3 separate regions of the Mus musculus genome follow, and regions 2 and 3 are each linked to region 1. A link is a loop called in an ENCODE intact Hi-C map of the cell type or tissue named here. Cell type or tissue: left cerebral cortex. All regions are shown on one strand. Links, peaks and the distances in the headings refer to the core of each region. The heading gives the core; the rest is flanking DNA.

Region 1 (8,489 bases), core at 390-8,389:
TTACTGTATTTTAAGAACCTGAATAATTTAGTGTTGTTTGTCTGTTTGGTGTATGTATTCGCCTGTGCATGCAAATGTGTGTACTTTATTGACTTGCTACATTAGGAAGCATAGTTCCACTCGGATTAATTTTGGTTAACTAAGATAAAATTTCCACTTTTCTTGGATTTGCCTGTGAAAATGTTACATGGCATTAATTATTAAAATATTTGGTTTTAATGTTAGTAGGCTAAATATCTCCAGAAGTAACAAGGGATGTAAAGGAAGTTTCTTCTTTTTTTCCTAAGCAGAAGGTGACACAAAAGATGGTTCCTGCGGGAAGATTCAGATTCATCCAGGTAAGACTTCCCGGGTCAGTGAGTCACTTCATGCTTTGCTTTACTCATTCCTGTCAGATTAAGGCTTGAATACATCTCTTATGAAGTCCTGCATTTGAGTGAGCACACTGAATGCATTTACTAATAGAAGATTAGTAACCTGCTTGAAAATCCCCTGGTTCACTGCTATTAAAATGCTACAACGTAAGCATTTATGTGAAAATGCATAATCAATTAATGATAGTGACATATCAGAATAATTAAAAAGAGCTGCACATTTTAATATATACACAATCTTTTATTATCAGAATTCAATATAACTTAAAAGTGTTGTAGCTGCTTATATTTTTTATTTACAATAATTTGTTTTGTTTTGTTTTGGTTTGGTTTGGTATTTTTTCGAAACAGGGTTTCTCTGTGTAGCCCTGGCTATCCTGGAACTTACTTTGTAGACCAGGCTGGCCCTGAACTCAGAAATCTGCCTGCCTCTGCCTCCGAAGTGCTGGGATTAAAGGTGGGCGCCACCATCGCCTGGCTTACTTACAACAAATCTATTTTACTGTCTTTTTTTCTCAGTATTTGGTTGATTACAATTTAAACTAATATGTCCACAGATGACATAGTTTAAATTCTTCCTGATTAATTATGTTCTTGCAAAAAAAAAAAAAACCCAAGTATTTGGTAAATTTTGTAGTACAAAATAACTATTATGTGCCCTTCCTATGTGATAATTATATACCTCTTTATCACAAACTCTTAGGTTCTAAACACTTTTTTTGATGTGAAATTTGTAATTTCAGATATGAGAAAATATCTCACTATAATCGAGACAATAAAGTCTGAACCTAGTCATTAAATGCGTGGTTTTGTGAATATTATAGATATTTAAAACACTATTAATAGATTAATTAGATTTCAATAGTTTGTGGTATATGCTCTGTACTGTATTAACTAAATGTATTAAAAGATAAGAGAAGATAAATTCTTACCCTTCAGATTCTAAGTCTAGTCAGTAATTACAACCAGCACATGCAGAAAAACTATTGAACTATCTGACTATAATAGGAATGGAACTTCAAAGCCACAAAGGTAAGGTAGGATTTGGCCACAATTTCCTAGAGGAAGGGAAGTTTTAAAAACCCAAATTGTGAGACATGCACAACTGTGGCCATCAAATACTGCCAAGTGTCAATCATCATGTTTATTATTGCTCTATATTCCCTAAATGCGAATTCTTACTTTGTTTTCATCTCAAGGCTTGTGATATGGAAGAATCAAATACCTTTAAACCTTACTTTGGTACTTTAGGTAGCTCCATGTATTTATAGTGATAATAAAATTTTACCAAAACAGATCTTTTGCTACTCTTGTTTATTAAATAAAGCATTACATTAGAAGTATTATTTTCAAAGAATGTGTCATTAAAGTATTAAGCCTTAAAATGGAGGAGCAAATTTTAGTCTACTTCTGTTTACCCCAAAATAATGGAGTTGTTTTAAACAAGCTAAGATATACTACTACTACTACCAGAAAGAGTGGTCCATTGAAATAAGACAGTCCCCATCCATAAGAACGTGGCAGAACCTTAGCCCAGCCGTTCTAAAGGAATTGCTAGGCCATGAAATGGTGCTAGTCCTGGAAGTTATCTACTGTAACACCTGGTAATTTCTGCAAACTCTATGACAGTTAACATGCCATGTCCATGCAATGAATCATATGAAAGATAAAATCTACATTAGTTTTACTTCAAGTACATGCCCCTATATGGAAGAGAAAATAGGGGAATCGTGAGGCTTGCAGGTGACTCCAGTTCAAACCTGTGTCAGAGAAGCTTGCTTGGCTTTGTCATTGATAATACTGGTGACTTTCCTGAGAATAAAAATAATCACTACTCTGACACAAGCAGCTCTGCACACAAAGTAAAGGGCCTTGTAACAACAACAAAACAACAACAACAACAACAACAATAATAATAATAATAATAATAATTAATAATACAATCAGTTTATCTCTGTGCAACTTCCCCCTCCAAACCATACGACAAGCTCACTAGATAAAATTTGCTTATGAAAGCAGTTCTGTACATGGGAAAGGAAAATGGAAGTAATTATTTTTCTATCATTTCACCTAGAATTTCTACTCATCTTAAATAGTTTCCAGAGACTCTCAAGACATTTGCATGGACAGACATTTTTTTTCAACAGACTTCTCCCTCAGAAAGCTGAATGAAGATCCCTGGAGTTGAACCTTTCTTCTTTCCAAGGAGCAGGAGACCTTGTGAAGGTAACACAGTGGTGTCAAGTGTGAAGGCTCCCATGTGTAGGACCTGGGACAGAGGACACCTTCATCAAGAGAGGTGTTCTCACCATCAGAGTCGCGGGTGGATAACGGTACCTTATTCCGTTTAATAGCACCACGGACGCCATTGTAATTTCTAAAATATTCTGTGTCTGTATGTTTGGAACTTTACTCTTATAAACTTTATAGGTCTAGAGATGACTTATGCTGTCTTCAACCAACCTATTTAACGCTCTTGACATATAAATGGTTGCTAATAGAGGTCTTCAAAAAGTTCCCTCACAGTCATGGGAAGCTATCCTAGGTTCCTGAAAGAGGTCAACCCACACCCTAATAAATGAGCCCCTGTAGCAGCCCTACCCTTTACAACATATATTTGTTCACACAAATCAATACCATGTTGGCTCATTACTGATGCTTCTAAAATGAACAGAGTGGGGATTTAGTATATTCTCCTTATCAATGTAATGTTTAAGAATTATGATTAGTTACAAGTGACATAAAAGCCAAATGGAACAATACTAATTTCTCCTTTTTAATCATCCAGAGAACATTTACACAATTCCAAGAGTATTAAAACACTATACAAAGCACAAGGACACAATGGGTGTTTGATAAATGTCACTTCCCTTCTCCAGCAATTTTCCATTTCATAAGTGGGTAAATTCCATGTGAAAATTTGGCAGTCTGAATTGGTACCATTTAATTATCTCTCAACTCCCTCCCGAGCCTCACCTTATCTCATCACACATCACTTCCTGGCCTTTCTTTTTAAGGGCCAAGGTCTGTTCCCATCTCCTGACCTGGACCATCACTTAGCCTGCCTGTCACTGGCCAGGACTCCAAAACTACAGGAGGCTAAAGCAACTGATGGGTGTGGACAATCACTCCCAGTTTTGATCTTTCCTACTCATCTTCTGGCTTTAGAAAAAGAGGGAGGGCTGAAGGCTTCCACAGAGTGATGACAGAAACCTCCCTCCCTTCCTTATCCTTCACATTTTTCTTTCCACATGCCAAACGAAGAAGACACTGATTGCCCTTGCCATGCTTTTACACAAAAGCAGCAAGGATACACAGGAGTAGGGGGCTCTTATCATCTCCTTTATGCACATGTAATCTCTTTTCTCTCGGTTGATTTCTCCACCTTCCCAATGCTTGTGCACATATTAAAGAGTTTTGCCCCCCTCCCCCTTGGAACTTGAGAGTTTAGGTCCTTTCCCATTCCTGGTATTTACTGTTCTTTTTCTGGTCCAAATAGGAGTTCCCGTTTAGAGAGGCATGTGAAGTAAAGGATTTGGGTGGAGAAAGAAGAGTCCACGTTGGGATACTGCATTTTATTACAGACTGACATTAAATGGTAAAAAGTTTGCCAATTTAATTCCGACATCCTTAATACCTAATGCCTGAGGTCAGCGTCCCCAGCTGCCAGGGCTATCTACAATCCAGTCCCCCACATTCCAGATAGCCCTGCCACAATACAGGGATGTCTCCTCCTCCTGTCAAGTCCCTCCTAGCACTGAGACTTAAGCAAAGCCATGAGGTTGAGCACAAGTCACCAGGAAAGGAATATCAGTTCCGAAAACGGGTCTTCAGAGGCTGCCAGGGCAGTTAGCGACCATGAGCAAGAGGGACAGTTGACAGCGTCCTTGGGGTCAAGTGCACAGTGGGGTTCATGTCTGGGGCCACAGAGGCTTCCTTGGCCCCAGAGCACTTAAACACAACTTCACTTCACAGACAACAAGCTCCGAGGCTAGAGTCTGACTTCAAATCCTCCCACCCCACCCACCCGTCCGCCCCAGCAAAAAGGATGCGCATTTCCAGGACAGCGCCAGTCGCAATTCCTTTGCAAGAAAAAAGGGACATCGTACCTCAATTTCCCACAATCAAAACAACAACTTCTCTCTCACCTACTGTGTCCCCAGCCCAAGTAGAAAGGGGCGAGCTAGGCGCTGTTGCACTTTGCTTAATTCACCCGGGACCTCCCTACCATCGCGGCTCCAAATGAACCTGTAATTGGGAGTCTGGAAGTATGTCCTTAAACTCCCTTGGCTATCCAGGCTAGGGAGGGGTCTAGAAAGCTGGCATCCAGGGAGAGAACAGAGTTCTTGAGCAGGACGCCCCAGGAAGCAAAGTTTTGGCGGCGCAGGCTGGCGGGACTTCGAAATGAGATTCTGAAACATAGTGACGAGGTGGCACTGAGCCCCAGTTGTCGCACAATCTCCGGAGCGGAGCTCATAGGATCTCCACCATGGTCTCCGCATCCTGTGTGCTCTCCAGCTCCTTCTCAGACTCGGCACAGGTCCCCAACACCCCAGTCGCTACGGATTATCACTTGGGATCCACAATGATCCCCGCATCCCTGCTTAACATTAAGTTGCTAGAGCACCCTCCCATGGAATAGCAGGTGATCCGATCACAGACTTACCTTCCTGCTAGCAACTCTTGTCGCTTTTCCTTTCCTTACGTCGCAGGCTCAGGAGAGAGGAAAGGACAGCCCAAGGAAGCCAAGAGGATGGCGACCGCGGGCACAGGCGCGAGTTCTTCGGAGCGGCAGCCGGGGCTGAACCCCGCACAGGCGGCCCTGGCAGAGCAATGAGGCCGCGGCTACGGCCAAGCGGGAAGGCAGGGGGCGCTCCTGTCCCCCGAGCGCAGCGCCTCTCTCTCGGACAGTGACCCACCAGTTGGCGCTTAGGCCAGCGAGCGTGGTGAGGAAAGGCACGCTCCAAGCAGGAGGGCGGCTTTTAAGTTTGTGGTGTGACCGCAGCAGCTGTCCTGGGAGAGACTCCTTCTTTCTAAAAAGGGGATGCTCAAAACGCCAGGGATTACCTCTCCCTTCAGTCTCCTCCCCCAGCTCCCGGCCACTTCTGATGTGCTGGCAATCCCTCAGAGCGAGCAAACCTTCCCTGTCTCGGCCGCGCTGTCCAGGGTGGGTTTGGAGGTAGTTCCGGCCGGATCTATGAGTGTTTGTGTTTGGGGGAGGATGAGGTATCTGTCCATCAGTAAAAACAGCCTGTGACGTCTTCGTCTGGGCCTGGGTAATTTAGGAACCCCTGTATTCCCTTCACTTTCACAAAGTACTCCAAGGACCTCAGACAGGAGCAATTGCCACTTAAAAATTCCAATTGCCTTGGAAGAGTACAGGTGTTTCTTTGTAAAACTTTGGCCTGCAGTTAGTGAGCCTGAAGGGTTGAGCAACAGGATCAGGAATTAGTCCTCCTCAGTGACTGACAACCCTGAAGTTCCAGGTGGAAGCATTGAAACATAGAGTCTTCACCTGGCCTGAGATGGGGGTGATCTCTGTCTCTCTGTCTGTGTCTCTGTCTCTGTCTCTCTCTCTCTCACACACACACACACACACACACACACACAGATTTACAAACGTTAATCATACAACAAGAATAATATGAAGGAATATGAGCACAAACTTCGGGCATATTTTGTGGAAAGTAATATTCCCCAGTTTGGAGGGGAGATCCAAAGAAAATCCTGTATAAATAGCTTACTTTGATGAATTTCTCAAAATTCACAGGCTAATGTAGAGCCATCCATAAAGACAAAGAAAGGACCTGTACAATCAAGTCTTGTAGATAGCACCATGGCAAATTCTACTGCTAATCATAACCTAGGTTGCAAAACTCTCTTGAATTGTTCCCATAGAAACCAAACAGCTGGGGGGGGGGGGTTTCTGAGTGTGTGATGGGTTTAAACACAGGAGCTTCAAGGTTCCCATGCAACCTTCAAAAATGACAGCGGATCTGTCTGGTAGCTGGAGGTGGTCAGAAGACGAGGGTAAAAAGATGGAAGAACTGAAGGGCGTGAAAGAAACACTTAATTCAGCAGCCTCCTTCCAGTCCAGAAAACAGGGAACCACAAAAGCTGAGTCACTTCACATTGTAGGTGGCTGGTGGCAGAGTCATCCTAATGAGGGGCTTAAGTTTCCTGACTCTGACCGAGGTTCTTTACTGTGTCCCATGCTGCTGATCTCTATAACGTTGATTTTGCCTGTCACCAACCAACCAACCCCATAATTTTTCTCTTTGCACATAGGAAAAATGAAATCTTCATGGACTACCTCAACCCATAGCAACTTCTTCCAGAATTGTCCTTGTCAGTGTGCTGTTCTTTCATAATTAACCATAACTTTAGTGTGTTTGGCATTAGCCTCTAGTTTTGCGTTGTTTTATTTGCTCACATTATTAACTATTCATCAACAATTCAAACTACGTGTAAGGACCCAATACCTCTTTTTAACTCCCACAGCAGAGCTTTGTGCTTTTTCACAAGGAGGATTCATGGTGAGGAGTTATCTACTTTAAAGAGTTATTCATTAATTCTTGAATATTTTTCAGTTTATTAGCTAGAATATGATGGTTAGCTAGAACTGCTGTTAACTCTTGATTCCCCCTCTTCCCTCATGTCTAAATCATGCAGCTTAGTATCCTTACACTAAAGGATACTTCCTCATTGCTACCATTTCAACTTTCCACAAAGCCTCTACAGCATTAATCATTCCCTCCTGTTTTCCTAAAGCACTCTGATTTCAGTATTATTAGAAACCCTTTTCATGTTATATCATAATTAGTTAGGCATGTGCCTGCACGCAATACAACATGCTGGTTGTTTGTGTGTTTATTTCCCTAGACCCTAATCCGATGCTCAGGAATTAGCACTGAACGGTTTAGTTTTAAGTACCCTCACTCCAAATTTAGGCTGAATCTGCTGGAGCCTTCTGAATGCACCATGAGCAAAGAACATCTGGGACGTGGGTTCTGTGCTTTCTTTCCTTTTAATTACTCTGAGTATGAAGCCGGCAGAATCAACTGCAGAGTCCCAAGTTATGATGAATGGTCTCAGCTGAGTCTGTAGCATACTGAGACTTGGAGTTCTTAACTAGAATGTCCTAAATGTGATAGGTGTTCAGCAGTCTGTGGGTGTGGATACATTGATGAAAACAGTGTATACGATGGAAATACTCAGTTGCTGAACTTTTCCCACTGGAATGTTTGTTAACTGTACTGTATCCCAGTAGGTTGGCTTTTAAAACTCCAGGATGCTGAGATTATTGTCATCAAAGGAAAGTGGCTTCTTGTCCTATGGAACTATACACTATCTGAATTCTTGCAGTGACACTTAGGATGGGGGAGTCACATTGTTTTGCTAAAATATAAGGTTCATTATGCAGTTTAACTTGTGCCCAGGGATTACTATTTAGGATCAACAAGCAATCCTTAGTTAGAATGGAAAAACATACATCATCATTTAGGAGTATCTAATTGCCTCTAGTGTGTCTGCTTCAGACTGGGGGAAAAGTGTAGGGTAGAGAAAATACATATTTTTCAAGTATTTATAAAAAACTGTTTAAGTAAATTGCATATGGCGAATCCTGCTGCACAGAGACATGCAGAAGATAATTACCGGGTTCAGAACTTCAGCCTGACTGGATCTCATAATTGGGAAGTGTTCTCAGGACAAGCTACTAGACTGTGACTCTTCTCATGAAGTCTACTGTCTTATTTCCCTCTAGCAAAGTTCCCCCAGACAAATATAACTTCATTGATTTTTGAAAGAAAGGAGGATAAAAAAGATATTGAAAATTTTATGCCCAGAGACAAAAAAAAAAGTGTAAAATCAAGTGTAAAAACTTGTTCTAGCATGAGCACATATGAAAATTACAACAAATACCACTTTAGGGATGTACTTTTTACATATTAACACATCAATACAGAAAGATAAGCCTGAAACTGGGGCATATGATAATCCATATTTAATTAGAATAAGTGATACCATGAGTTAAACGTGGTTTACATAATTTATCTTCTATAAGGTATTTCTCCTTGTAAGCATTTAAAAATCCCCACACACATACATTATTTT
Region 2 (8,489 bases), core at 81-8,080, 160 kb before region 1:
CCCACTAAAATCAGGGACTAGACAAGGCTGCCCACTTTCTCCCTACCTTTTCAACATAGTACTTGAAGTATTAGCCAGAGCAATTGGACAACAAAAGGAGATCAAGGGGATACAAATTGGAAAAGAGGAAGTCAAAATATCACTTTTTGCAGATGATATGATAGTATATATAAGTGACCCTAAAAATTCTACCAGAGAACTCCTAAACCTGATAAACAGCTTCGGTGAAGTAGCTGGATATAAAATAAACTCAAACAAGTCAATGGCCTTTCTCTATACAAAGAATAAACAGGCTGAGAAAGAAATTAGGGAAACAACACCCTTCTCAATAGTCACAAATAATATAAAATATCTTGGCGTGACTCTAACTAAGGAAGTGAAAGATCTGTATGATAAAAACTTCAAATCTCTGAAGAAAGAAATTAAGGAAGATCTCAGAAGATGGAAAGATCTCCCATGCTCATGGATTGGCAGGATCAACATTGTAAAAATGGCTATCTTGCCAAAAGCAATCTACAGATTCAATTCAATCCCCATCAAAATTCCAACTCAATTCTTCAACGAATTGGAAGGAGCAATTTGCAAATTTGTCTGGAATAACAAAAAACCTAGGATAGCAAAAAGTCTTCTCAAGGATAAAAGAACTTCTGGCGGAATCACCATGCCAGACCTAAAGCTTTACTACAGAGCAATTGTGATAAAAACTGCATGGTACTGGTATAGAGACAGACAAGTAGACCAATGGAATAGAATTGAAGACCCAGAAATGAACCCACACACCTATGGTTACTTGATCTTCGACAAGGGAGCTAAAACCATCCAGTGGAAGAAAGACAGCATTTTCAACAATTGGTGCTGGCACAACTGGTTGTTATCGTGTAGAAGAATGCGAATCGATCCATACTTATCTCCTTGTACTAAGGTCAAATCTAAGTGGATCAAGGAACTTCACATAAAACCAGAGACACTGAAACTTATTGAGGAGAAAGTGGGGAAAAGCCTTGAAGATATGGGCACAGGGGAAAAATTCCTGAACAGAACAGCAATGGCTTGTGCTGTAAGATCGAGAATTGACAAATGGGACCTAATGAAACTCCAAAGTTTCTGCAAGGCAAAAGACACCGTCAATAAGACAAAAAGACCACCAACAGATTGGGAAAGGATCTTTACCTATCCTAAATCAGATAGGGGACTAATATCCAACATATATAAAGAACTCAAGAAGGTGGACTTCAGAAAATCAAATAACCCCATTAAAAAATGGGGCTCAGAACTGAACAAAGAATTCTCACCTGAGGAATACCGAATGGCAGAGAAGCACCTGAAAAAAATGTTCAACATCCTTAATCATCAGGGAAATGCAAATCAAAACAACCCTGAGATTCCACCTCACACCAGTCAGAATGGCTAAGATCAAAAATTCAGGTGACAGCAGATGCTGGCGTGGATGTGGAGAAAGAGGAACACTCCTCCATTGTTGGTGGGAGTGCAGGCTTGTACAACCACTCTGGAAATCAGTCTGGCGGTTCCTCAGAAAACTGGACATAGTACTACCGGAGGATCCAGCAATACCTCTCCTGGGCATATATCCAGAAGATGCCCCAACAGGTAAGAAGGACACATGCTCCACTATGTTCATAGCAGCCTTATTTATAATAGCCAGAAGCTGGAAAGAACCTAGATGCCCCTCAACAGAGGAATGGATACAGAAAATGTGGTACATCTACACAATGGAGTACTACTCAGCTATTAAAAAGAATGAATTTATGAAGTTCCTAGCCAAATGGATGGACCTGGAGGGCATCATCCTGAGTGAGGTAACACATTCACAAAGAAACTCACACAATATGTACTCACTGATAAGTGGATATTAGCCCCAAACCTAGGATACCCAAGATATAAGATATAATTTGTTAAATACATGAAACTCAAGAAGAATGAAGACTGAAGTGTGGACACTATGCCCCTCCTTAGATTTGGGAACAAAATACCCATGGAAGGAGTTACAGAGCCAAAGTTTGGAGCTGAGATGAAAGGATGGACCATGTAGAGACTGCCATATCCAGGGATCCACCCCATAATCAGCATCCAAACGCTGACACCATTGCATACACTAGCAAGATTTTATTGAAAGGACCCAGATGTAGCTGTCTCTTGTGAGACTATGCCGGGGCCTAGCAAACACAGAAGTGGATGCTCACAGTCAGCTAATGGATGGATCATAGGGCTCCCAATGGAGGAGCTAGAGAAAGTAGCCAAGGAGCTAAAGGGATCTGCAACCCTATAGGTGGAACAACATTTTGAACTAACCAGTACCCCGGAGCTCTTGACTCTAGCTGCATATATATCAAAAGATGGCCTAGTCGGCCATCACTGGAAAGAGAGGCCCATTGGACTTGCAAACTTTATATGCCCCAGTACAGGGGAACACCAGGGCCAAAAAGGGGGAGTGGGTGGGCAGGGGAGTGGGGGTGGGTGGATATGGGGGACGTTTGGTATAGCATTGGAAATGTAAATGAGTTAAATACCTAATAAAAAATGGAAAAAAAAAAAAAAAAAAAAAAAGAAGAGCATTGTGTTCAACCTACCTGGTTGTGGTAAAGACTCCATATACTACAGGATTTCTTTCATCTCTCGTAGGGAGTAAGTAAATATCTTCTGTTAATGGAAAAATAATTATTTATCACATATTTGTTTTACAGTATTACTGTTGTATTTTAACAATTTATAAAACTTTATGAACTCTAAGTATATCATAAAATAATGATGAATCACTACAATATTAAGAAATTAAGGGTAAAAGCTTTCTTACCAGTTATGTGACATAACCTCTATTGGTATACTTCAAACAAATATAAAAGAAATGACTCAGTTGGCAGTCTTCATGACTCTTTCCAATTAAGAATATGTGACTTCATATAAAGTCAAAACCACGGACTGGGAGAAGATATTACTCACCAGTTTAAAAACATGTTGTGCTGTGATGGCTTCAAGATAATGTTTCATATGAAACCAGCTGCATGCATATGTAGTGAATGCAGCACTGATAGGGAAGGAGTATTGGAATGTTTTAGACGATTATGTGAGATACAGATGTGTTTATTTTCAATATGAGTAAATCACATAACACTTAGGGAGTAATTGGAGGACTTATTCATTTTGCGTGTTTCATAAAATTTAAAACATAGAAAGTTAATAATGTTGACTTTATATGCAACTAATATCTTTCCAGAACTAAATTTAAGAGGAACAACAACAAAGAAGAAAGAAAGAAAGAAAGAAAGAAAGAAAGAAAGAAAGAAAGAAAGAAAGAAAGAAAGAAAGAAGAAGGAAAGAAAGAAAGGAAGAAAGAAGAAGGAAAGGAAGAAAGAAAGAAAGAAAGAAAGAAAGAAAGAGAGAGAGAGAGAGAGAGAGAGAGAGAGAGAGAGAGAGGAGAGGAGAGGAGAGGAGAGGAGAGGAGAGGAGAGGAGAGGAGAGGAGAGGAGAGGAGAGGAGAGGAGAGGAGAGGAGAGGAGAGGAAGAAAGAAAGCAAGCAAGCAAGCAAGAAAGAAAGAAAGAAAGAAAGAAAGAAAAAAGGAAGGAAGGAAGAAAGGAGAGAAGAGAAGAGAAGAGAAGAGAAGAGAAAAGAAAAGAAAAGAAAAGAAAAGAAAAGAAAAGAAAAGAAAAGAAAAGAAAAAGAAATCTGTTTGGAGCCTCTCTGAAGGATTTGAGTCCGATGATTGTGATCAACAAGTCTTCCATATTCCCCAGCAGAGGGCATCATCAGAACAAGGAATACAAACTTCCTCCCTGTAGAAGGTTGCTCCAAACAAGGAAAAGGAAAAGGATTGGGTGGATAGACTGTCTAGTCGCATCACCTCTCATTACTATAATTTTGCTTTCCTTATTTAATTTGAGGATCTTTCAGATACATGAATACTTCATTATATTGTATATCTATACTGACAAAGGCTTCACCTGTGCTGATGTCAATTCAGTAAAGAACAATTCCCTCAGGCTGTGTGTGTGTTTGTGTGTATCTGAGTATTTGATGCTAAAATAAAATAAATGTTGAATCACTAAATGAAGTAGTTACGCTTTTCTAAGAAACAATGAATATGCGACTTACGGAGTTCATCAAAATGGGTATCTGCCCCATCGCTTCCAGGAATCGAGCAAATCAGTCTTGCCTTTAGAAAAGTTGTCCATTTGTTTATCAGACTTCGTTGCCCACCTACATCATTCTAAAAGAACGGAAAATAGAAAAGTTAAAAAGTTACCAATACGAATCTATATAGATCAAACAAAGCCAGTAGGCATTACAGGTAGTATCTTATTAATATTACCTTTACAAGGCATGAAGCCTTAATATGTACTTCAACTCCTCCGTAATGGAAAGCCTTTCACTCAACAGTAAAAGTTGTCTTATGCTTAATTGAATGCAATGCAAGCAGTTTAACTCATGAATGAGTCAATGCATGCAAAACTGCAGTAATTAAAGCAGGCTGGGATCAATCCTATGTCTGCCAAGTTTTTGTTTCATGACTTAGAAAATGCTAATACATTTCTAGTTTGTCATTGACCAAATATGATTAATGACTTGAAATTCAGTTATTTTGATGATCAGATGGAAAATTTTGCATAATATATTTAGTATATTGCCAGACAACTTGAGTTCAATATCCATTAGAAAGACTTATGTATCATTTATGTATTGGAGAACAATATTTTAATGTTTTTAAAATAGGATTCATTATAGAGTTAAAAGTGGTATTTCTTAAACTGATGTATTAGTAATTAAACATCAAGGAAACATAAGTATATACATACATAAGAAAATAATTTTGAATATTAATCTGGCTAAAACTTCTACTCAAAAGTATTTTTCATTTAAAATGGTTTTAAACATCAAGACAAATATAAATATCCATATCAAACGAATAGAATAAATAGAATTATGTTCCTTTGTATACTGTTTATAAGACTTTAAAAAATGTATTTGAATAAGCTAGCTTTTTATGTTGCTCATAATAAATAAAATGCAGATGATTCATGGAATGCACACATTAAACATTTTATTTCAATAAAATATTCTTAGATTCAGTTTCTATCAATTTACTTATATTTAACTATGTTACTATGTCTTTTGTCTTTCCTCATTCTAATTTTTAGAAAAGTTAATAAAAACTTAATTGACAAACTTTATATGTGAATATCTAGTACCTACCTTCTCTGGGCTGCTTAATGTCTATGATCTAGACCAAACTGAAGAAAATATATGACTGACTACACGAAGCAAGAAAACCGAGTCCACATATGTATGCATGTATGTATGTGCACACACATATACATTTATTCTTGAAAAAAGAAGACACAGAAGGAAGACCAGAGAGCCTCACATCTTCAGAGAAACTACCATAAAGCACACAGTTGCACAATATGCAACATTCATTTAAAATCTTCCCTATTCAACAGGAATAGCTCTTGACCAATATAATAAAACGAAGAAATGATTATTATTTTCTTAATTTATTTTTTAAAATTATAACAAATAACAATATAAAGTAAAAGATAATTTTAAACTTAAAAGGTATTGATCTTGAATAAAAGTACACTTCATGTACTTAATAAATTAAACATAAAACCTCATAGAGTTTTTTCTCACCTGTTATTCTTTGTAAAAATATGGTATAGGCTCTCATTTTGTAGCCCTTTCTAGCTTCAATGGAACTCACTGTATAGACCATTTTGTCTTAATCTAGCAGAAATCCTGCTTCTCCTGACTTCCCACAGCTGGAATTAAATGGGTGAACAACCACACTCAACAAGTATCTCTTTTCTCTAAACCTAAAATGATTCCAAGGCATTAGAACAATAGAATATATTTGTAGGTTAATGTATATGTGCTTGAGGTTACACATAAAAATGTATATTTATATGTTTATGCATATGTAAAATAAAAACACAATGCTTTTTTAAGTACATAGAAAGTGCTTAAAATCAAAAGAAACATAGAGGGATTTAGGTGAGGTTTTTGATGTTTTGTTTTATCAAGTATGTCATTTAGAATTTCTGCCTTTTTGATGATAGTAAAATCAAATATAGCATTTAATTTCTAGTTGTTTTAAGTTACCATGAGAAAATCAAGTTCTTAATTTCTTCACCTATTAGAATATTCTTGCTGTATCTTCAATTAGATGCTTAATATACATATTTAACAGTTAAGGAATAACCAGCCTTTGATCTTCAATAACAACATAAATAATAGAAAGCCAACATTCACATGGAAACTAAACAACACTTTACTCAATGATTCCGTGGTCAAGGATGAGATAAAGAAAGAAATTAAAGACTTTTTAGAGTTTAATGAAAATGAAGCCAAAACATACCCAAATTTGGGGACACAATGAAGGCAGTCCTAAGAGGAAAACTCATAGCCCTGAGTGCCTCCAAAAAGAAACTAGAGAGATATACACTAGCAGCCTGACAGCACACCTAGAAGCTCTAGAACTAAAGGAAGCAAATTCACCCAAGAGGAGTAGACAGCAGGAAATAATCAAACTCAGGGCTGAAATTAACCAAGCGGAAGCAAAAAGAACTATTCAAAGAATCAACCAAACAAGGAACTGGTTCTTTGAGAAAATCAGTAAGATAGATAAACCATTAACCAGACTCACTAGAGGGCACAGGGACAGTATCCTAATTAATAAAATCAAAAAGGAAAAAGGAAACATAACAACAGAACCTGAGGAAATCCAAAACATCATCAGATCCTACTACAAAAGGCTATACTCAACAAAACTAGAAAACCTGGATGAAATGGACAACTTCCTAGACAGATACAAGGTACCAAAGTTAAATCAAGATCAGATTAATGATCTAAACAATCCCATTTTCCCTAAAGGAATAGAAGCAGTCATGAAAAGTCTCCCAACCAAAAAAAGGCCCAGGATCAGGTGGGTTACTGCAGAGTTCTATCAGACCTTCAAAGAAGACCTAATTCCAACACTTCTCAAACTATTCCACAAAATAGAAACAGAAGGTACTCTACCCAATTCATTCTATGAAGCCACAATTACTCTGATACCTAAACCACACAAAGATCCAACAACAAAAAAAGAGAACTTCAGACCAATTTCCCTTAGAATATCGATGCAAAAATATTCAATAAAATCCTCGCAAACCGAATCCAAGAACACATAAAAGGATCATCCATCCTGACCAAGTAGGCTTCATCCCAGGGATGCAGGGATGGTTTAATATACGGGAATCCATCAACATAATCCACTATATAAACAAACTCAAAGACAAAAACCACATGATCATCTCATTAGATGCTGAGAAAGCATTTGACAAAATCCAACACCCCTTCATGATAAAAGTCTTGGAAAGATCAGGAATTCAAGGCCCATACCTAAACATAATAAAAGCAATATACAGCAAAACAATAGCCAACATCAAGTAAATGGAGAGAAGCTGGAAGCAACCCCACTAAAATCAGGGACTAGACAAGGCTGCCCACTTTCTTTGTTGTTATGTTCCTACCTATTCAATATAGTACTTGAAGATCTAGCCAGAGCAATTCGACAACAAAAGGACATCAAGGGGATACAAATTAGAAAGGAAGAAGTCAAAATATCACCATTTGCAGATAAAATGATAGAATATATAAGTGACCCCAAAATTTTCCGCCAGAGAACTCCTTAACCTGATAAACAGCTTCAGTGCAGTAGCTGGATATAAAATTAACTCAACAAATCAATGGCTTTTCTTTACACAAAGGATAAACAGACTGAGAAAGAAATTAGAGCAACAACGCTGTTCACAATAGTCACAAATAGTATAAAATACCTTGGTGTGACTCTAACTAAGGAAGTGAAAGATCTGTATGATAAGAACTTCAAGTCTCTGAAGAAAGAAATTGAAGAAGATCTCAGAAGATGGAAAGATCTCCCATGCTCATGGATTGGCAGGATTAATATAGTCAAAATGGCTACCCTGCCAAAAGCAATCTACAGATTCAATGCAATTTCTATCAAAATTCCAACTCAATTCTTCACTGAGATAGAAAGGGCAATTTGCAAATTTATCTAGAATAATAAAAAAACCTAGGATAGCAAAACCTATTCTCAACAATAAAATAACCTCTGGTGGAATCACCATGCCTGACATTAAGCTGTATTACAGAGCAATTGTGATAAAAACTTCATGGTACTTATACAGTGATAGACAGGTAGATTAATGGAATAGAATTGAACACCCAGAAATTAATCCACACACCTATGGTCACTTGATATTTGACAAAGTTGCTAAAACCATCCAGTGGAAAAAAGACAGCATTTTCAACAAATGGCACTGGCACAACTGGTGGTTATAATATAGAAGAATGAAAATTGATCCATTTCTATCTCCTTGTACAAAGCTCAAGTTCAGAGACACTGAAATTAATAAAGGAGAAAGTGTGAAAAATCCTCGAAGATATGGGCACAGGGGAAAAATTCCTAAACAGA
Region 3 (8,489 bases), core at 81-8,080, 350 kb after region 1:
TTTTCTGAACACTAGTGGGTCCTGATTTAAAGGTGATCTCATCTGTGTCACCTCATGACTAGCCTTCACAAAGAAACAACAACAAAAACTCATTAGCACTCTTTCCAGATAAGACTTGAGAGGTACCAAGGTGGTATACATGGCTAATGCTAAGCCATCTCATTGTCAAAAACTCCTTGAGAAGTGAATGCCTATACTTAGGGTTTATACAGTTTATAGATTTTCCAAGTAGCTTCATAATAACATGTCCTGCAATTCTCTCTTATGTCAAATCCTTATTTTCCTGAATAAGGTACCTAAAAATATCTATGAACATTGCAGGTTATTGTGAACGACAGTTTAGAACTTCCTCTGTTCCTACTATCACTAAAGATAATGAAGAATTTATAAAAGAATGAATCCTTCCATCTTTGCCTATCTTTTGATTTTGACATACAATAATGCCACTTGAGACCCAAGTCACAATGATTGTTCAAGGATGGAGCCATAATTCTTGTTTGGGTTAAGAGAAACACACATACACACAAACTCACAACTTATATTCAAAATCTCTCCCCTTTTTAACTATTGCATCATTAGTATTTATAGAAAAGATCCAAAAAGCAAGCATATAATATAAACTTAGTGTTAAATCCAAGAAAATAAGAATGTGCTGGAAAGTCCTTCTCTTGCGATGTAAACCCCAAGGCTCATGTTAGAAATTATTAATTTACTGAAAAGAATCACAGTGTAAAGATGTACATGCTTTTTAAATACTTCATGCTTGATTCAGTTGACCAAATTGCTAAAAGAGTAGATCTCTCTTTTTAATAACTTTTGATTGAATCTTGGTGAGTTTCCCATTATGCCACCCAGTTCCTCTCATTCCCCATTCCGTCATCTCCACCTTCTGCCCTTGCAACCTCTCTCTGTTGCTGCAATATAAAACACATACATAAACAAATAAACAAAGGTAAACAAAAAAAAGCATAGCAACCATCTCATTGTGGAAGCTGTCTTGTCACAGTCTGTCCCACAGTATACTCCTTGGTCAACACATCTTCTTTTGTAAATTTCATTGCAATGAGTCATTAGTTATATTCAAGCCTCTGGCTTCTATGACACCATCAATACAGGATCCTCCCAGGACTCCTCCAGGTTGTCCTGTTGTTGTCCCGTGTCATGGAGGTCCTGCAGCTTTAAATCAGCAGGACTGGCCCTTTCACTTTCCCCACAATTCACAGATGGTGTAGATTTGGGGGTGGACCAACTCAAAATCCTGAATCTGAGCCCTGGTGGGAGCAAAGCTGCTCAGCCTGCTGGCTCTAAGATGTAGATTCCTACTGCACTCCTTCTTCTGTCCGAAATTTGTAAATGCATAGACAATGCATAAGCTATAAAATAATAATTAAGTCCCTAAGTGTATGGCCAGAAGGCTCAAAATCCCCTCAGACCTCATTGCGACTATGCACAAAGCATATGCTATTCAGATTAAGGCTATAGGATATAAGTGCATTTCAGTGAATGCAGTAGAGATGCAGTTTTCTTTGTCTGGCCCCTCTTCTTAAGCCCATTACTATAAGCAGAACTGAAGCAGCCACTCTTTCTAAGGCTGAGCATGGCTCTTTGAAGATAGGAATGGGTTCTTGACAATGAATCATGAGCTATAGATCTCAGAGTTACTGTACAAATACAGGTTATGATTTTAGCCACAATTCTCTGGGTATAAAGTCTTCACAATTTCTTATCATCTAAGTAACTGAGCTTGGGAAAGAAAATGAAAGTTTATAGAAAAGGGCCACATTTGTTCATGAGAACCAGTTGCCTAGTTCTTTATAAATTGATGGTGTGAGCATAAATCTATTAATATTTTTATTATATTCATGTATGCACACACATATGCATTTATATGTAATATTGCAAAATGTATGGACCTAATATTTTACATTAGAATTCTAAAGGCTACATAAATAAGGTGACTTTTAGGTAGACCTGACATTTTATGTTTTATGTTCTATCTATAACTGTAATGTGGTTTGCCTAGATGCATTTATTTTGTATGGATTTCGTTTTTTTCTGTTTTGTTTCATATCTGGCCTACCTTTTTGAACAAAGTTGCTAGTAACGTTTTTTTTTTGAAAAAATATTCATATTTTATATTTATATTCTGATTGAAGAGTTCAAGAAGTTGCAGCTGTCATCTTGAACAAAGACAGTAAAGAGAGAACTACAGCATTTGACTGAAAAGAATTGTGGAAAGCTACAGTAAACCAAACCAAACCCCCCAAAAAAAAAAATCCAGCATCCTATTGACACCAAAACAGACATAGCAACAATTGAAATAGAATGCAAATACTTGATATATATAAATATATAATTTTCAAACTTATTTTTTAAAGAATCATTTTTATTTATGTGTGTATCTGCATTTTAGTGTATGATTGTATATGTGAGTGGCTGCTACAGCTAAAAGAGGTACAGATCTCTGAGTGGTCAACTACGGCAGTTGTGAGTTATTCCACATGGGTGTTGGGAACCAAACTGGTCACAGGCAAGAGTAGAAATTATTTTAATTTCTGAGCTATCTCCCTGGCTCTACCAACCAATTTCTGACAAGCTATCACTAACACATACTGGACAAAGTATATTCTTCTTAGTGCATGTTGCTAGAAGTACTGTGTATCTGCATACTGAAGAAACTATACTTCCATCTTCCACAATTTAATACACACACACACACATATGCATTATATTATATGTGTTATATTATATGTATATATATATATATATAATTTTAATGTGAGATCTGAGAACATGAACTTACATTTAAAAAAATATTTGAAGAAATGCTTCAGAGCACTAGAGAGGACACCTTTCTTGGATTAGATTCTCAGAGCATGAGAACCACTGGCAGACATCTGAACAGAACTGCTTCAAACTGAAAGGCTCCTGCTTAGCAAATGGAATATCCACGAGACTGCAGAAACAGCCCACAGAATAGCTCTATAGCTAGCAAGGGGCAAATTACAAATTTTTAGGGACTGTAAAAACCCTGAGTACTAGCAGCTCAAACTAAGGAACAAACAAAATCATTGAAAATAAGCATTTCCAAAGGAAAACATGCATCAAATGATTAGCAAAGATGAGAAAGTTTTTAAAATCATTAGCTATCAAGGGAATCCAAATCATAGCCCCAGTGAGATTCTTACTATGTTGTTAAAGGACAAATCTGCACGGGTAAAGTAACAACAGTTGGCAAGGACATAGACAATTGGAAACAGTTGTATACTGTATACTGACATATATATTAGGGTACATATTATGGAAGACAGTGTGGAGAGTCCTCAAAATACTTAACTCTAATATGTGCAACCAGTACATGAAGAGCCAGAATGGAGTTATAGTCATCAGAGTATTGTTTCTCATTGGTAACAAATGGAAATGACCCATTGTGTCCATCAATGATGAATGGATGATGTGATGTCATCATAAGGCACAGACATGCACACACACACACACACACACACACACACACACACATGAGAGAGAGAGAGAGAGAGAGAGAGAGAGAGAGAGAGAGAGAGAGAGAGAGAGAGAGAATACTCAGCCATAGAAAAGTAGGATTTGCTGTCATTGTAACAACATGGATAGAGTTATATGTCTTTTGAATGTTATCATTGCAAAGAAATGATAAATACTTGAGATGATATACATTTTAAGCTGATTTAAATAATATGCAATGTTATTGAAACACAACATGTCACCCTTTATCCTGTAATTTTTGTTTAATATATATTAGATGAATTTAATTTCATTTTAACTTGAAAATTATAGAAAATTCCAGCATTCACAACTCTTTATGCATTTACTGTCAAAAATGTCTAAATTATTAAATTTGCAAGTTTATCTTCTTGTCTATTGCTGTTCTCTAATCATCTATTTACAAACATTTGTGTGTGGATATTCATGATTTTAGCCTTTCCACTTGATACATAATATAAAAACATTCAGATTAATAACATCCCCTGATGAAAAAAGAACATAGCTTATATGAATCCTGTGTAAGTAGAAAAGACCTTTCCCAGTTTTGATACTTTCCTCAACTTTTTCTTGTGTTCCCCCTTTTCTGTCCTTCTAGCCTTGCGAGATCTGTAATCTTGCAATATCTTCCTGCTCAACCATTTTCTTCAGTAGTCAAAATCACCAGGAGCCATTGGAGGAATGCTATTATAAGCTACTCTGACTTCCATTCCTAGATTTCATGGATAAGAATGGCAAGATAACTGCACACACAGAGTCATATATACATGCACATGTTGTGCACACACATACACGTGTGTGTGTTTACTATCTTGTATTTAGTCACATATATCTTCATAATTCTAAAATAGAGCTCAAACCTCTTCCATTGTACAGATAATGTTCAAGATCATGTTTGATATCTCGAAAGTGCCCCTATGTCTACCTTATAACAGGTTAATTACTTCTTTTAAAATATGTTTTGGTTTTTTTTTTTGCTCCTTTTTCAAGTGGCCTGGACACACCTGTAGTGAACTAGTGCTTATCCCTGAACTGCATCCCGAGTTCCTCTGCTTCAGTCTTTATTCCTTCTCATTCATACACACTTTTAATTTGAACACTGTCTGCAAATAAACAGTCATGAACTCATGCTAGAAGGCCTTGCAGGTAAGCATCTAAGTTGTTATGGGTGACAAAGAAGAGAAGTCAGGCAAAGAACTGCCAGTACCTTACCTCTTCGGACACCCAGAACTAGACTGAATTAAAGACCATGCATCTCATAGATGACAAACATACTCCTTAATCGAGATCTAAGGAAATCAGGGAATTTAAGCAGGGAATTTCAAAACACCCAGAAACCTGTGATTGTATTTCCAGTGCTTTTTAAACTGTTCGCAAATCATTTTGTTAGGGAAAGCTAGGAGTTTGCAATTTTCAATGTATTAATCACACAGTCTCATATACATAGCGCCACCTGCTGGTTACTCTGCATATCTACTTCAAGCATCTGAAGGTGGACTATTCAGAAGGTTGTGGCCGTTCTTTCTGAGTTCAATGGTCCACCTCTCCATTTCTAAACGATCTTTACAGGAATGCACCTGTGTCAATATTTGCTGGCAATACAATACTTTTAAATGAAAATGTATACTTTTTATTCATTGCTTTGCATCTTAATCCACCTTTCAGAACCTAAACTAACGTTAGTGAAAAATGTAGTCAGCTTAATATAGACACACTGTGAATGGCTAATTGATTTTCAGAAGACCTGAGACCTGATTACTTTAACCATTTTGTGGTTTGTAATTTATGATACTGTTGTCGTTGTACCAGTCTTAGTAGCTGGTCTCAGTCCAGAGGAGAGTAGGGACTGCCGAAGTGTGGCTTCTTTCATCCTCACAGCAAACAATGCTGAGAGATATTTGCTGTCAGTGTTCTCATCTTAAAAATAAATTTATTGATTCAAGTCTGGTAAGTAGAAGGGAATTGAGGGCTACTTTAAAATTAAACTGGTCATCTTTAATGGCTGATCATGAAATTAATATGTCATCATCAAAAATTTGCAAAATATTTTATCCCTCTTATAGTCAATTTAATTATGATTGTGCATTTACTTCTAAAGGGAAAGAAAACACACACGAAAATCATTTAAAAACAGAAAATGATCCAATTAGATTGTATAGTTGTATTATAGCACATAGTACCAAATACTCCTAAAAGAAAAAAATATTCTAGACATTTAAAAAAGTTTCATGTATTATAAAATATGTTTGGAAAGTCGAAAATATATGATGACAATATATCTGCTGTTACTTATTACAAATATGAAAGGTATTTTCAAATAGAGTTGAATGATCACATTATAAAGCAACACTAATATTCTTTAAAATATATTTCAAGGATCATGTGATTTATAGGAAAGATAAACTAACCCATGTTTTGAATAGGCTGTCATTTAAATACTGAACGCTGTCCCCTACTGTGTATCCACTTACACTGAATTTAGAGACACAGACTTAAGGAAGATGAGAACCCAGATTCGTTTCACCATGCTCCCCTGGAAAGCACATCTTAAGATGGATTCCAATTTATAGTAACCATATGTGCTTCTCTTTCTAGGACAGCTAGAATATCATATTGTTATATATTTTTAATAAAGATGACCAAAGCAATTTATAACTGATATGAACCACACACACACACATACACACAGAGTGCCATTCTTCTTTAGATGTGATCAATTGATATCTGAACAACATAATTACACAATTATTTTTAATTAAGTCATTTTACAATGATTGTCTTTTAGAAAATAATATACAGCAAGTATGACTTCAGATCTTGAATTTTTAATATGTTTCAGAAATTCTCATTCTTACAGTGATGCTAAAGACAGTCAGATTGAGATCGAACAAAATCTTACCCTTTCACTTTATTTTGCAATCTCACCAATGCTGTTTACTGTTTATTTAAAGTGACAATCATTTTCCTCTTAACATCGAGGTATTTTTGTAATAATTGTTACAAAATATAAAATCCTTATATCATTTCATTTTATGCTGTAAGGTGTCAGAAAAGATTCAGAACACAGTATGGTAATGAATTTGGAAACATAGACAAGCTTTGTCTAGATGCTACTATGCCTGTCTACTTGAGGCCTTTTTAAAAATAAAATGGCTCTAATGCTCTATAGAGAGCTCAACAGGCTATACATTTTAGATTCCAATATTATTAGCATATAAAATAGAGTTCATGAGAAGATTTGTCTTCTCCTGAACATAAATGTATACATTTTATAACAATACTACTGTGCAATTTCCATAGCTCAGTAATCTTTTTTTCAAACAAATGTCTCAGCAGGTAAAGGTTCGTGTATCTTCCCAACTGAATTTGAAACCCAGAAACTCACATAATGATGGAAAGAGGGGACTCACTCCACAAAGTTGTCCTTTGACCTCCATATATGTTCCACATCAAGTGTCTGTGTTCATGCACACACAAACACACATATAAACTTATACACACAAATATTAGAAATATCAGGACAGCCATTAGCACAAGATCTGTATCATACCATTATTTCTTCTAGTTAATTCTCTTCTATTTGCTTAGGTCAAGATTTAATGTTTAATATTAACCATCAAGGAAATGTGAATCCAAATGACTGAGATTCCATCTTAAACCTGTCAGAATGGCTAAGATCAAAAACACTAGTGAGAACTCATGCTGGCAAGAATGTGGAGTAAAGGAAACACTTCTAAATTGCTGGTGGGAATGCAAACTGTACTGCCACTTTGAAAATCAATATGGTTTCTCAAAAAATTAGGAATCAGTTTACCTGAAGACCCAGCTGTATCACTGCTGGGCCCAACCCAAAAGATGTTCCAACCTACCACAAAGACACTTGCTCATCTATGTTCATAAACATTTCTATTCACAATAGTCTGAAACTGGAAACAACTTAGATGCCCCTCAACTGAAGAATGGAGAAAGAAATTGTGGTACATTTATAAAATAGAGCATAACTCAGCTGTTAAAAACGATGACCTCATGATATTTGCAGGCAGTTGGAAGGAAGTAGAAAAAAATCATTCTGAGTGAGATAACTCAGACTTAGAAAGAAATCAGTGTTTACTTATTCATAAGTGTATATTAAATGTAAAGGAAAATAAACTCAGACTACAGTTCACAGACCCAAAGATCTAAACTGGCAAGGAGGGTTCGAGGGAGATTGCATGGATCTCTCTACAATGGGCGATTAAATAGATATTGCAGGTGGGCTAGAGGCAGATAGGAACAGGAACAGGAGGGATCAGGTGAGGATACGACAGAGGGAGAGAGTACTGACACAACTGGAGAGGGGAGCAATTTAGGGGCCATGTAGAAATCTTGTGCAAGGAAACTCTAACGCATCTGTTATGGGGAGTGCAGCTAAGTCTCCTAGCAGTGCAGGATGTGGAACTTGAACAGTTCATCTTCTATAACCAAGCAAGGCTATCAGTGGAGAGATTGGAACACCATTCCAGCCCCAAAGCCTTTTCTACAATGTGTCTTTCTAGCATGATGTGCTGGGGTAAAGGTGGCACACAGTAATGGGAGTGGCTAAGGAATGACTGGTCAAGATTGAGACTTATGTCATGAGGAGAAGCCCACCTCTCACACTGTCGGGAGGACCAGGAACCAGAGGAAGGATGCCCCCGAGACCTAGCATAGGACCAAACTGGACTGGAAAAAAAAAAGCAATGGAATGATACCTAATGATATTCTGCTAAAGTCATAGATTGATGCCTGACCTAATGTTATCAGAGGCTTCATCCATCAACTGATTGAAACAAATGAACAGAGCCACAGCCAAACATTAGGCAGAACTCAGGGGACCATGTTAAAGAGGAAGAAGACTGTAGGATTTAGAGGGGTCAAGGACAACAGAGGAAAATCCACATAATACACAAACTTGGACTTTTGGGGGATCAAAGAGAGAACTGACAATCAAG

Evidence for each region. Hi-C counts contacts between places; a loop is a spot of excess contacts. Peaks named below come from ENCODE experiments on the same cell type or tissue, not always from the same donor. Only the 100,000 strongest peaks of a DNase experiment are listed, where the experiment ranks them.
Region 2: it touches region 1 in a loop (8-fold over the local background); 7 of 42 quality-filtered maps call a loop at or near these places.
Region 3: it touches region 1 in a loop (11-fold over the local background); 15 of 42 quality-filtered maps call a loop at or near these places.

What each region holds. Positions count from the first base shown.
Region 1 is chr5:12,380,226-12,388,714 of GRCm38, reverse strand. It overlaps Sema3d (sema domain, immunoglobulin domain (Ig), short basic domain, secreted, (semaphorin) 3D), which reads right to left and starts at 5,549. Exons shown (of 18, transcript NM_028882.4): 1 at 5,041-5,549. In left cerebral cortex, for the core only: a CTCF peak has its summit at 5,251; DNase peaks (open chromatin) are centred at 4,897 and 5,252; H3K4me3 peaks cover 1,680 bases.
Region 2 is chr5:12,536,751-12,545,239 of GRCm38, reverse strand. Sema3d (sema domain, immunoglobulin domain (Ig), short basic domain, secreted, (semaphorin) 3D) reads right to left here. Exons shown (of 18, transcript NM_028882.4): 9 at 4,109-4,223; 10 at 2,589-2,658. Among named protein-coding and RNA genes, the nearest start is that of Sema3d, 160 kb to the right of the region's middle. In left cerebral cortex, for the core only: a CTCF peak has its summit at 3,746 (motif pointing right); a DNase peak (open chromatin) is centred at 3,769.
Region 3 is chr5:12,026,699-12,035,187 of GRCm38, reverse strand. No RefSeq gene overlaps it. Among named protein-coding and RNA genes, the nearest start is that of 4933402N22Rik, 110 kb to the right of the region's middle. In left cerebral cortex, for the core only: a CTCF peak has its summit at 4,974 (motif pointing left); a DNase peak (open chromatin) is centred at 4,968.